Linked DNA regions of Homo sapiens: regions 1 and 3 are each linked to region 2. A link is a contact called in ENCODE Hi-C or POLR2A ChIA-PET data. All regions are on one chromosome and are shown on one strand. Each heading gives the region's core, a stretch centred on a gene start or an enhancer-like site at or near the end of the contact. The rest is flanking DNA. Distances are from core to core; before and after follow the strand shown. Region 1 overlaps ZDHHC14 (zDHHC palmitoyltransferase 14). Region 2 overlaps ZDHHC14 (zDHHC palmitoyltransferase 14). Region 3 overlaps SNX9 (sorting nexin 9).

The links. Hi-C counts contacts between places; a loop is a spot of excess contacts on that map. ChIA-PET counts read pairs that join two places held with the same protein, here RNA polymerase II (POLR2A). Pooled maps may share reads with other maps.
Region 1: a map of K562 shows a loop between it and region 2 (3-fold over the local background). The contact joins two enhancer-like sites. A Hi-C loop is called at or near these places in 2 of 168 maps with a recorded cell type or tissue (K562 and OCI-LY7), 1 of 37 single-sample maps with no recorded cell type and 5 of 50 pooled maps. POLR2A ChIA-PET finds 5 or more read pairs at or near these places in 1 of 52 experiments (K562).
Region 3: a map of sciatic nerve shows a loop between it and region 2 (2.6-fold over the local background). The contact joins two enhancer-like sites. A Hi-C loop is called at or near these places in 2 of 168 maps with a recorded cell type or tissue (Calu3 and sciatic nerve) and 1 of 50 pooled maps. POLR2A ChIA-PET finds 5 or more read pairs at or near these places in 3 of 52 experiments (GM10248, activated B cell and activated naive CD4-positive, alpha-beta T cell).

The regions. Positions count from the first base shown.
Region 1 is chr6:157,513,775-157,517,105 of GRCh38, reverse strand. The region is part of intron 1 of ZDHHC14 (zDHHC palmitoyltransferase 14); the gene reads right to left. Among named protein-coding and RNA genes, the nearest start is that of MIR3692, 14 kb to the left of the region's middle. Within about 2 kb of position 1,930, at least 4 of the 41 ENCODE cell types and tissues checked have a DNase peak (open chromatin) inside an H3K27ac peak, as active enhancers do.
Region 2 is chr6:157,668,043-157,671,542 of GRCh38, reverse strand. The region is part of intron 8 of ZDHHC14 (zDHHC palmitoyltransferase 14); the gene reads right to left. Among named protein-coding and RNA genes, the nearest start is that of MIR3692, 140 kb to the right of the region's middle. RefSeq lists enhancers at 963-1,568, 1,569-2,176. Within about 2 kb of position 1,727, at least 22 of the 41 ENCODE cell types and tissues checked have a DNase peak (open chromatin) inside an H3K27ac peak, as active enhancers do.
Region 3 is chr6:157,839,291-157,842,347 of GRCh38, reverse strand. The region is part of intron 1 of SNX9 (sorting nexin 9); the gene reads right to left. Among named protein-coding and RNA genes, the nearest start is that of SNX9, 18 kb to the right of the region's middle. RefSeq lists a silencer at 1-71 and an enhancer at 589-738. Within about 2 kb of position 1,372, at least 6 of the 41 ENCODE cell types and tissues checked have a DNase peak (open chromatin) inside an H3K27ac peak, as active enhancers do.

The DNA.
Region 1 (3,331 bases), core at 681-3,180, 150 kb after region 2:
ACTTCCCTTCCGTGGCACTGAAAGTGCTCGGAGATGTCTGCTTCCCGGGTACAACCACGGTATAAAAACAGCCCCTTTATGCTCCACTCAGAACTCAGCACTGGGGACTTCCACCCTCCCTCTTGCCATGTTGCTAGAGCTTTCTGAAATGAAAACAATAAAAAAATCTGTGCCCTCCCAAGGCACCACCATGTTTTGGTGTCTATGTGATACAGAGGAGACAGATACCATGGGAACAGGTTTCATCTGGAAGATGACAGTTGCACCTGGTGTGGTTTTTGGCACTTATTAACTTAATGCGTTGCAGTATGTCCGGTGACTGACACCCTGCAGGAAGGCCCACAGAAGGTTGCCATTTCCTAGCCCTTCAAGTCTCTTGCTTTATTGCAGCGCAGACTTGACCTTCTTTCTCCTTGGATTTGTGCTTCCTTGCACAATTACTGTAGCATCTTGGGATACTGCAATGGTGAAACAGAAATAAGCAACTCTAACTTTTGTTTTCCATTTCAACCCAATATTTCAGGCTCCAGTCCCTCATGAAGACATTCATTCAACGAATAATTCACTCAACTACGTGCAGGAGACACTTTCATAGATTTACACTCTGACAGGGAAAGACTGGCCAGGTCCACAAATGACATCATGGCAGACACACAGAGCACGGGCCAGGCACTCAGGGACCCGCAACCTGTTCACGGGAATGACAATAAGGTACTCCCAGAATTCTGAGATAAAATTACCTTAGGAGAGTAAAGTTAGATAAATTAAAAACACGGTTGATTTATCACAATGCTATATACGGATGTTCACAGCATCGCTATTACACAAGCCTCAAACTGAAACAACTCAAGTATCAACGTTAGAATGTAGTAATAAGTTACATATTAATATCATGGAGGATGATACAGCAATGAAATAAACATACTATTTGCTGCATGAAACAACATAGACATAGCTTGCAAATATGTTGAGCAAAGAGAATATAGTGTGAATTTTACTATCGAGTTTATAAGCAGGCAAAATGAAACCTAGGATGCTAGAGGGCAGGGTAGCGGTTACTCTGGAGGTAGTGGTGGCTGAAAGGAGGGCACACAGGGGACTTGGGTCCTGGTAGTGTTCTATTTCACGCCTTGCCTGCTTGCTACGTTAGTCTGATAACTTTGGAAAAATGTATCGAGCTGTACCTTCACAATTTGTACATTTTCCTGAATGAATACTACACATCTATACAAATGTTTACTTAAAAAACTATCTAGATGCAGTTAGTTGGTGTTAAGAGACAGCTGTGGGGGTGAGTGCAAGAGATGGTGTGAGAATCTGTGGCTAAAGAAATGAAGGGTGGGCCGGGCGCGGTGGCTCACGTCTGTAATCCCAGCACTTTGGGAGGCCGAGGTGGGCGGATCACGAGGTCAGGAGATCGAGACCATCCAGGCTAACACGGTGAAACCCCGTCTCTACTAAAAAACACGAAAAAATTAGCCGGGCGTGGTGGCGGGAGCCTGTAATCCCAGCTACTCCGGAAGCTGAGGCAGGAGAATGGCGTGAACTCGGGAGGCGGAGCTTGCAGTGAGCGGAGATAGCGCGCCACTGCATTCCAGCCTGGGCGACAGAGCAAGACTCCGTCTCCAAAAAAAAAAAAAAAAAAAAAGAAAAAGAAAAAGAAAGAGAAATGAAGGGTGCGCCCAGTTCGTTGTGTGTGATTTCGCATCAGCCCAGAAAAGAAGGCCTAAGATGCGACTAGAATCACGTGAGCTGGAATGCAATCAGTTACACTGTGCTCTGCTGGAAAGACCATGGAAAAGATTCGGAGAGGGAAAATTTTGCAGTGTTCATTCCTCACTGTCTGGCAGAGATGCTGTAACAGGAAGGCAGGAACCTTCTGGTCACCAGCGATATGCTCAACTGTGGGATGACTCATTAGTACTCGCCGTGGCTGGCATGAGGTGTCATTCAGGGTCATCTCTCTCCCCGTGAGTGCTCAGGCCCCACTCACCAAGCAACCTTCTAGCCACAGATTCAACTTCCCCAGCCCAGGACATGCTGGAAAACTGGAAAGGAATATTCTGGCCTTTACAAAATGTTCTCACTAAATACATAGCATCCTTTTGATATCTCAGGCACCTGTAAGGCCCCGATGCAAACACTTCTGAAAGAGCTGCGATAACACTGAGTCTCCGGACCTGCCAAGTCGAGAACCAGATGTTATACTTTGGAGACTCCACCAAAGCAGATCTCCCCTGAGACCCAGGCCCCAAGCACCCCCATACTCCTGGAATGGGTTCCTTGTTGGCTTGGTTTTTGTGCCTATACCATCGGTGGCTTGGACATCACCCACTCCCCACCGCCCAGCGGGGAAGAGAGGCTGGGTCAGCCTTCCAAGGTCAAGGCCAGTGAAGCTTTCCAGCAGTCAAGAGGCTGCAGGGCTCAAACAACAACCGGAATAAGGGGTCCATCTCTTGCCTCAGGGGCCTGTTACAGTTATATGACATTTGCCATGAAACTCAATATTCACTGCCTAGCAATAAACATAGAAACTGAAGTACTAGATTGGGGATTCCAGGGACTTCTTCCAATCCAACTTCTTGGCGATATCAGAGTATTTAATCACTGCAATCTAATAGGCAGATATTTTTGTTTTATTGGCTTCTAGAGCAGAACCTTCCATCCCAACCCTGGCAGCCACCTGGGGACATCCAAGTTTTGCTCTTTGCACAGCCGACTGTGTGTGAGCACAGGTGAAAGTGACCATGGGCATAGAAAGAAAGAAAATTCAATGTTCCTGAAGAGTAGATGGATCCTGAGAGGGGAGTGACGGTACAGTGTGGGCCGCATGGCCGTGAGCTGGCTTGTCGGTTGTTTACACGTAACTCTGCCTTGTCCCCCCAAAAAATTGAGAGCCCTGGAACCCATTTATACCCACGTGCCTTCAATATGGTATATCCCAACTGTTTTTCTTTTAATCTCTGAACCTACATTTTTCATGCTTGCTAATGAAACTCAACTCATTTTGTTTCTAGAGACAGAGCCAAATCTGGTGAAGCAAACTCATTCAGGAAGACTGGCAGGAGGGACCAGCCAGCCTCCGAGAGAAAGGATGTGGATGGCGTGTCACAGTGGGAAGAGCCTGGGACCAGGGTCTGAAGGCCACTGACAAGGGGACCCTGAGCAATTCACTGTTCGCTGAGCCAAGGTTTGCTCATCCATAAAATGAGGGACTGGAAACAGCTGATTTCTAAGTTCCTTTCAGGTTTCATGATGGCTGGGTAAGGAGCCTCATCTTCAGAGTCCGGAAGGCCTGGCTTCTGATCTCTGACCTCATCACTAGCTGTGT
Region 2 (3,500 bases), core at 478-2,977:
AGAGACTTAACAGGACTTATAAATCTTCAACTTGAGCCTGTGCGGTACCTTCTCAGTGAGATTCAGGAGCAGTGTTTTGATGGGAAGGAGGAACAGACATGGATATTAGGTGAGCAAATCGGGACTCTGTGCTCAAGCTATAAAGTGGCTGCTCCACTTCACTTCTGCAGGAGTTCTTAGAATGAGCCTGTTCCCCTCTTCACAAATGAAGACCCTGGGGCACAGATGGGTTGGACAGCTCGATCAAGACCTTACAGATGAAAGTAAGGGATGGATCTAGGATTTGGAGCTGGGGTAGACCTCTTTCCACTATTCCACATTGGACACAGCAGATGCTTAATAAATGTTATTTGGCTTATTATCTCCTCCTCTTTATCAGAAGGCTAGAGTTACTGAAGAACCACTCACCAATGGCTTTGTGATTTAGGTGCTCCGACCTCTTCCTGATAAGAGACTCGCACAGAGCTGCCATTGCTCATACCCCTGCAGCCACAGAGCGGTGCAGAGCCAACATGCACAACGCAGCCTTGAGGGGAGGGAGGAAGTTCACCCAAAGCTGCTGATCCTAAGGCACTTATTTCATGCAGTGCACACTTCCTTCCCAGCCTCATGGGTTTCTTTCTAAAATCACAAGTAGTAGGCCACCCTGAGCCACCCTCCAGCCTAGAAGAGAAGGTTGAGGGGCTGCAGTCTTCAAGAATCTGCAGGCTTTAGATGCTCAAAGATTAGGTCCTAGGCAAGAGTAAAGTTCATAGTGGAGCTATGAAGAGGGCAAGCAAGTCTCACGAAGATCCTTGCTTTTCTGTGGCTTTAGCCTGGACAGTGCAATTGCAAAACACTGAGAAGCTGGGGAAGGCTTGGGAAAGAAAGGTGCCAAAGTGCGGGGGAGGGGAGGGGAGTAGGGTTATTTGGAGGAAAGGAAAGGCCATTAGAAACTACTTGGAAGGCGGCCGGGCACAGTGGCTCATGCCTATAATCCCAGCACTTTGGGGGGCTAAGGCAGGCAGGATCACCTGAGCTCAGGAGTTCGAGACCAGCTTGGGCAACATGGCAAAACCTCATCTCTACAAAAAATACAAAAATTAGCTGGGCATGGTGGCACACAAATGTAATCCCAGCTTCTCAGGAGGCTGAGGTAGGAGAATCATTTGAGCCCAGAAGGCAGAGGTTCCAGTGAGCTGAGATCACGCCACTGTACTCCAGCCTGGGCGACAGAGCAAGACCTTGTCTCTAAATAAATAAATAAATAAAAAGTACTTGGAAGGGGCTGACTGTGAAGCGTTAACAATCCTTTCCACTCATCACCACAATCATTTGTGCCACGGCGGTGCTTCTCCAAGCTGTCAGGTGGGCAACAGAGTAGCTTTCTCTGCTCTTGCAGGGAATTTCAGCTCAGGGTGCAGGTCCCTTCCGGTGGGGGCTACTGAGCAGGCTGCAGACAGCTGTGGCCTGTGTAGGCTGCGGGCGCTCTCCCATGCTGTCAGCTCTGCTCAGGACATGGGCTCAGTCTTGACAGGGCAGAGGCAGAGGCAGAGCAGCCTCATTGATTAAACATTCGTCTTCTGGAAACTATACCAGGGTTTGGACGGACTGTGCTTTGCAAAGAATGTTTTATGAACATCACCGTTTCGTATTCTTACTGACAGAGGCAGCTGAGCCGCAGCGGCACTCCCATTTCCTGTAACTCCGCACAGCCTCCAGCAGGCCGGGCCTGGGAATGAGCCCAGGGCGGAGCTGCCGCTTCAGAGAGCTCAGCTGGCAAGCCAGCGCCCTTGCTGGACCAAGGCATCTTGTTTTCAAGCTTCCCCTCTGGAGCCCTCACTCATCCTAATGCTTTCTGTCCACACAATACCCCCTGGCTCTAAGGAACAAGGAAATGGCAAATTAGATTTGCTTGTCTCTGTTGACCTGAAGAAAGCCTTCTCTACTGAAGACTAATTGGCAAATTCTGTTTTAGGGTTCAGCCCAAGTACTTCTGACTGACTCTCACAGACTCACAGAAAAATATGTTCGAGGGTGGAGCTGGAGGAGACAGTCAAGGTCACACAGTAGGAGCCTGAGGGCAGAGGCGGGCTCCTCTCCTTCCAACCCTCTCTGTCTCTTTCACCTTCCCTGTGGGAAGAGGTGGGCTCGCCTCAACCCTCTGTTTCTTTCAACTTTCCTCTCTGGGGAGAGGTGGGCTCTCCTCCACTCTCTGTCTTCCCCCCCCACCACCCCTCTCTTGTGCATTCTTCTACTTTGCACTACTCCATCAGCTGCTGGCCCTTTTCCTCTCCCCTGATCACCTCTCTGCCACCTAAGCCTGCAAAGAGCTCCTGCACACCCACGAGAACCTTCTCGGATAAGGTGGCTGTCGGCAGTGGTCGGTTAAGCTCCTGAGAGACTGTGTTCCCTGTTGGGGTTGATGCAGAGTTGGGTGCACCTTCGGAGACTTCCATTTGCAAACATCCCTTTGCTAACTTAAAGATAACAGCCCTAGAGGTGGCTTTACTGGGAAGCTAATGATGCTTCAGGCTCCTTTACTTACACAGCCTCTTTCCAAGGCCTCGTTCTCTGCATATTGTTTGTTTTTTCTTAAAGGAGGTCTCCCATGGCATGGTTCAGACCACTCCAAACCTGGCCCACTCCAGCACATACCTACTGGTGCTTTGCCATGCTGTACCTACGACTTGTTAAGAACTGTAGCAAACACTGTGTGGGCCTCACTGGCCAGGACCTTGTTGGAAATGCTCTTGAGTTTGTCAAGGGTGAAGCTTAAGGACTTGAAGAAGGTGTGAAATAATATTTGTGAAAGAAGAAGTTTAGCCTAAGCCATTTAATTTTTGTTTTGTTTTGTTTTTTTTGAGATGGAGTCTCACTCTGTCACCCAGGCTGGAGTGCAGTGGCACGATCTTGGCTCACTGCAGCCTCTGCCTCCTGGGTTCAAACAATTCTCCTACCTCAGCCTCCTGAGTAGCTGGGACTACAGGCACGCACCACCATGCCTGGCTAATTTTTGTATTTTTTTTTTTTTTTTTTTTAGTGGAGATGGGGGTTTTACTGTGTTGGCCAGGCTGGTCTCAAACTCCTGACCTCAAGTGATCTGCCTTCCTCGGCCTCCCAAAGTGCTGGGATTACAGGTCTGAGCCACCGTGCCTAGCCCGTAAGCCATTTAATTTAAAAAATCTATATAGAAGTCACTCAGAAATGTTTTCCAAATGACTCTTTGGAACCCTGACTTATCTGATGATAAGCACCTCTTCTACACAGATTTGTTTAAACATCTTAAAAGATGACTGTCTATCTAAGTCTAGCTATGGGTGTTTCCCCTGATAGAGGGACTGCTTTTGTAGTAATAATGAACCTACTCTCTGTGCCCTCCCCAGCTTTCCTGCTGGGATGACAGCAGGGGGCAGGGGCACTGGCATCAGGCACCTAAGTATCTAAGTCCTGCGTGTAGTTCACAGCTTTGAAAACACTTTGCCACATTCAAACTGATTTCCATTTAGAAGGCAAATCTC
Region 3 (3,057 bases), core at 123-2,622, 170 kb before region 2:
TGCATATATTTTTTAACTGTTAGATTATGTTACCTGTATGGTCACATTACCTGTGGCAAATCTGTTTTACATTAACATGGGCAGACTCATACAAATGTCAACCAGTAAGAGATGGCACTGTTCTCACCTTAATACTATCAAGCAACTTAATAGATACAGCAAACTTAATTTATGAATATGTTTACACTGCCTACCAACAGACTGGATATTTGAAGATATTAAGAATGTATTCTGAATTTTTAAGTATAACAGGAATTACAGTTATTTAAGTCTACAGTTTTGGAGATATATATTAAAATACTTATCATGAAACGATGTCTGGAATTTGCTTCAAAATAATGAGGAAAGGGGAAAATAGGGGAGGGGAGGCTAGAGGAAACAAAACGGGCCAGGATCACTGTGGAGGTGGGTGATGAGTACACAGGGGAGTGTCACTGTGCTGTTCTACTTTTGTCCATGTTTAAAATTTTTATAAATAAAAAGTTAAAATAGAAAATATTGAATCATGCCAAACCATTGAGATGATAGTTTAAAAGTCACAGTGTAGTAAATTCTTATCATTTTATGTTGCCTCAGCATGCACTTTGAAGATAAGTGGGACCTTGTCGTAGCAGAAGCAGGGCTCTGTCACCCTGGACATGGCAGAGGGTGCAGTTCTACACCTCCTCCCAGTTCCTCAACATGACTAATACAGATACCTGCCTTAGACAACTTCCTCCTGGCAACCACCTCCCCATGGGAAAGCTACACACAGCCTACTTCACTGGCCCCGATCCCCACACCCCACATGGGCTGTGCAGTCACAGTGTGACCTCCTGGAACCAATTAAACCTCCCTGGGGGAAACCTGTTTGGACCCCATGAAGGCCCATGGGTCTCTAGGTAGGTCTCAATCTCTCTCTCTCCCTTCACAATTCCTGACCTTCAAGCTCCCTGACCATCCTGTGTGTGACCTCCAGGATTGCTGTGTACTCCCAGGGCCTGTAGGTAATAAAATCTGTATTTCTATCTTGTGCCTCTCCTAATCATTGGGGGATGCCCTTCATCTTGAAGACCCTAAATTAAAACACACAGATGTGGAATTTTTCAGCATGACTAATATGAAATTCCAGTGATCTAATTCATATTAAAAATAATCACTTAATGGAACCATGAAAGAATAAAGATTCATTGAATCTCCAAATTCTAAGCCAAGATGATGCCATTTCTTCTTAGCCCATAACAGCATTCTGCCCCAGTTCTCAGGGTTCCAGCTGCTTTCTTCTACTGCTGCTCTCAAGACTGCTGGGGCTTCAGGAAGTTTATACCAGACACCCTGCAAACAGTGACCCTCATCGGAAGAGAAATGCAGTGAGTCGCTGATCAGAAATGGTTTCATCAGTCAGAAATCCAGCAGTCTGCAAGTACTTTGCTTATGTCTATGTGGCCACCAGTCGAGTGAACAGCATAACGGTAACAGCCAAATGGTCTGATGAGCCGTTTGTATTCACTTTCAGTATATCCAGGAAACATAATCTGAAATTTTCTATCAGACAAAATCTCGAATGCAAAATAATAGAGGTTTTTAAAAATTTCTTTACAAAGTTTTTTCTCCCAGCTGATTTGACTGGGGTATTCCTCATATAGAGAAGGATACTGTGTCAATCCTTCTGAAGCTCTCTTACTGATTGACTTAAATGGAGCACAGGATTTTCCTAGTGTGGCTTTAATAAGATACAATCAATTAAGTTTTAAGAAGGGATAAAATAAGGCTTAAATCCAGTATCAAAGCAAACTGACTGTTAACTCCTGCAGTTAGCTTTGGGTAATAAAGGCAAGCTCAACTCTTTAAAAAAGAAAGAAGAAAGAAAGAGAAAGAAAGAGAGAGAGAGAGAGAAGGGAGAAGGAAGGAAGGAAGGAAAGGAAAGAAAGGAAAGAAAAGAAAGAAAAGAAAGAAAGAAAGTATTTTTTGTAAAAGTCAGTCATTTTGGGTGTGGTGAAAACCCTCCAATGGTTTTATTGCCAAATAAATGTCAAAGCCCCCGTGGTCGCCTGGGCCTCCTCAGCCTGGGGAGCAGCCCCTCTTCCCTGAGCTCCCTCAGCTCTGGCCTCACTGTGCAAGCACCAGCCTGAGGGTCTGCTCTTTCCCGAGATCCAAAGACACCCCAAGCACCAGCCTGAGGGTCTGCTCTTTCCCGAGATCCAAAGACACCCCAAGCACCAGCCTGAGGGTCTGCTCTTTCCCGAGATCCAAAGACACCCCAAGCACCAGCCTGAGGGTCTGCTCTTTCCCGAGATCCAAAGACACCCCCACCTTCCCTCAGATCTCTACCTGAGTGTCACCTTCCCAGTGAGGCTTTCTTGTTTTTTTTCACCTGCTTTCAGAACCCTAGTGAAACCATGAAACAACCGGAGAGGATAGGAGAATCCAAACAGCTATGTATCACATTAAGACAGAAAGGTCTGAGCTTTGCAGAGATTCACGCCCCAATACTGCGCACAACCAGCAAGGTGGTTACCATGTCCTCAAGCAGCACAGCAAGGAAGTGGTGGAGAGAGTTACTAAACTGAGGGGCAGGAGGAAAGGCCTAAAGAGGAGACTGGAGGGCAAGATGGGGTCACACCTTCAAGGCCATGGCACTAGGTTACCATCCCCACCCTCAAATTATGCTTCACCCTGGGCAAGAGGCGGTGGCCTGGGAACTAAAATATTATAGGTCTGCTTCCCCAGCAGGACGGGGATGTAATTTGTTGTAAATTATTACAGAAAAGCAAAATTATAATTTTTCCCCCACTTGGACTGTGCAATGGAATTCACACCTGAATCCATTCAATTATTTGTATTTTACAGATAAGGAAAGTGAAGCAGTAAGTAACTTTTCAAAGTAATGTATTAATAACTGGACTGGGATTTGAACCCAGGCTCCTAATCTCTATGCTATATCACCATTACATGAAAATACATATGCTTCATAATCAGGTAGAACTAATTTTATTCATTCATTGCATCTCTAATAAAAGACATAATTTCTCTTTTATTCTAAATATAAAATTCAAGAGAAACAAAACACTAATAGGG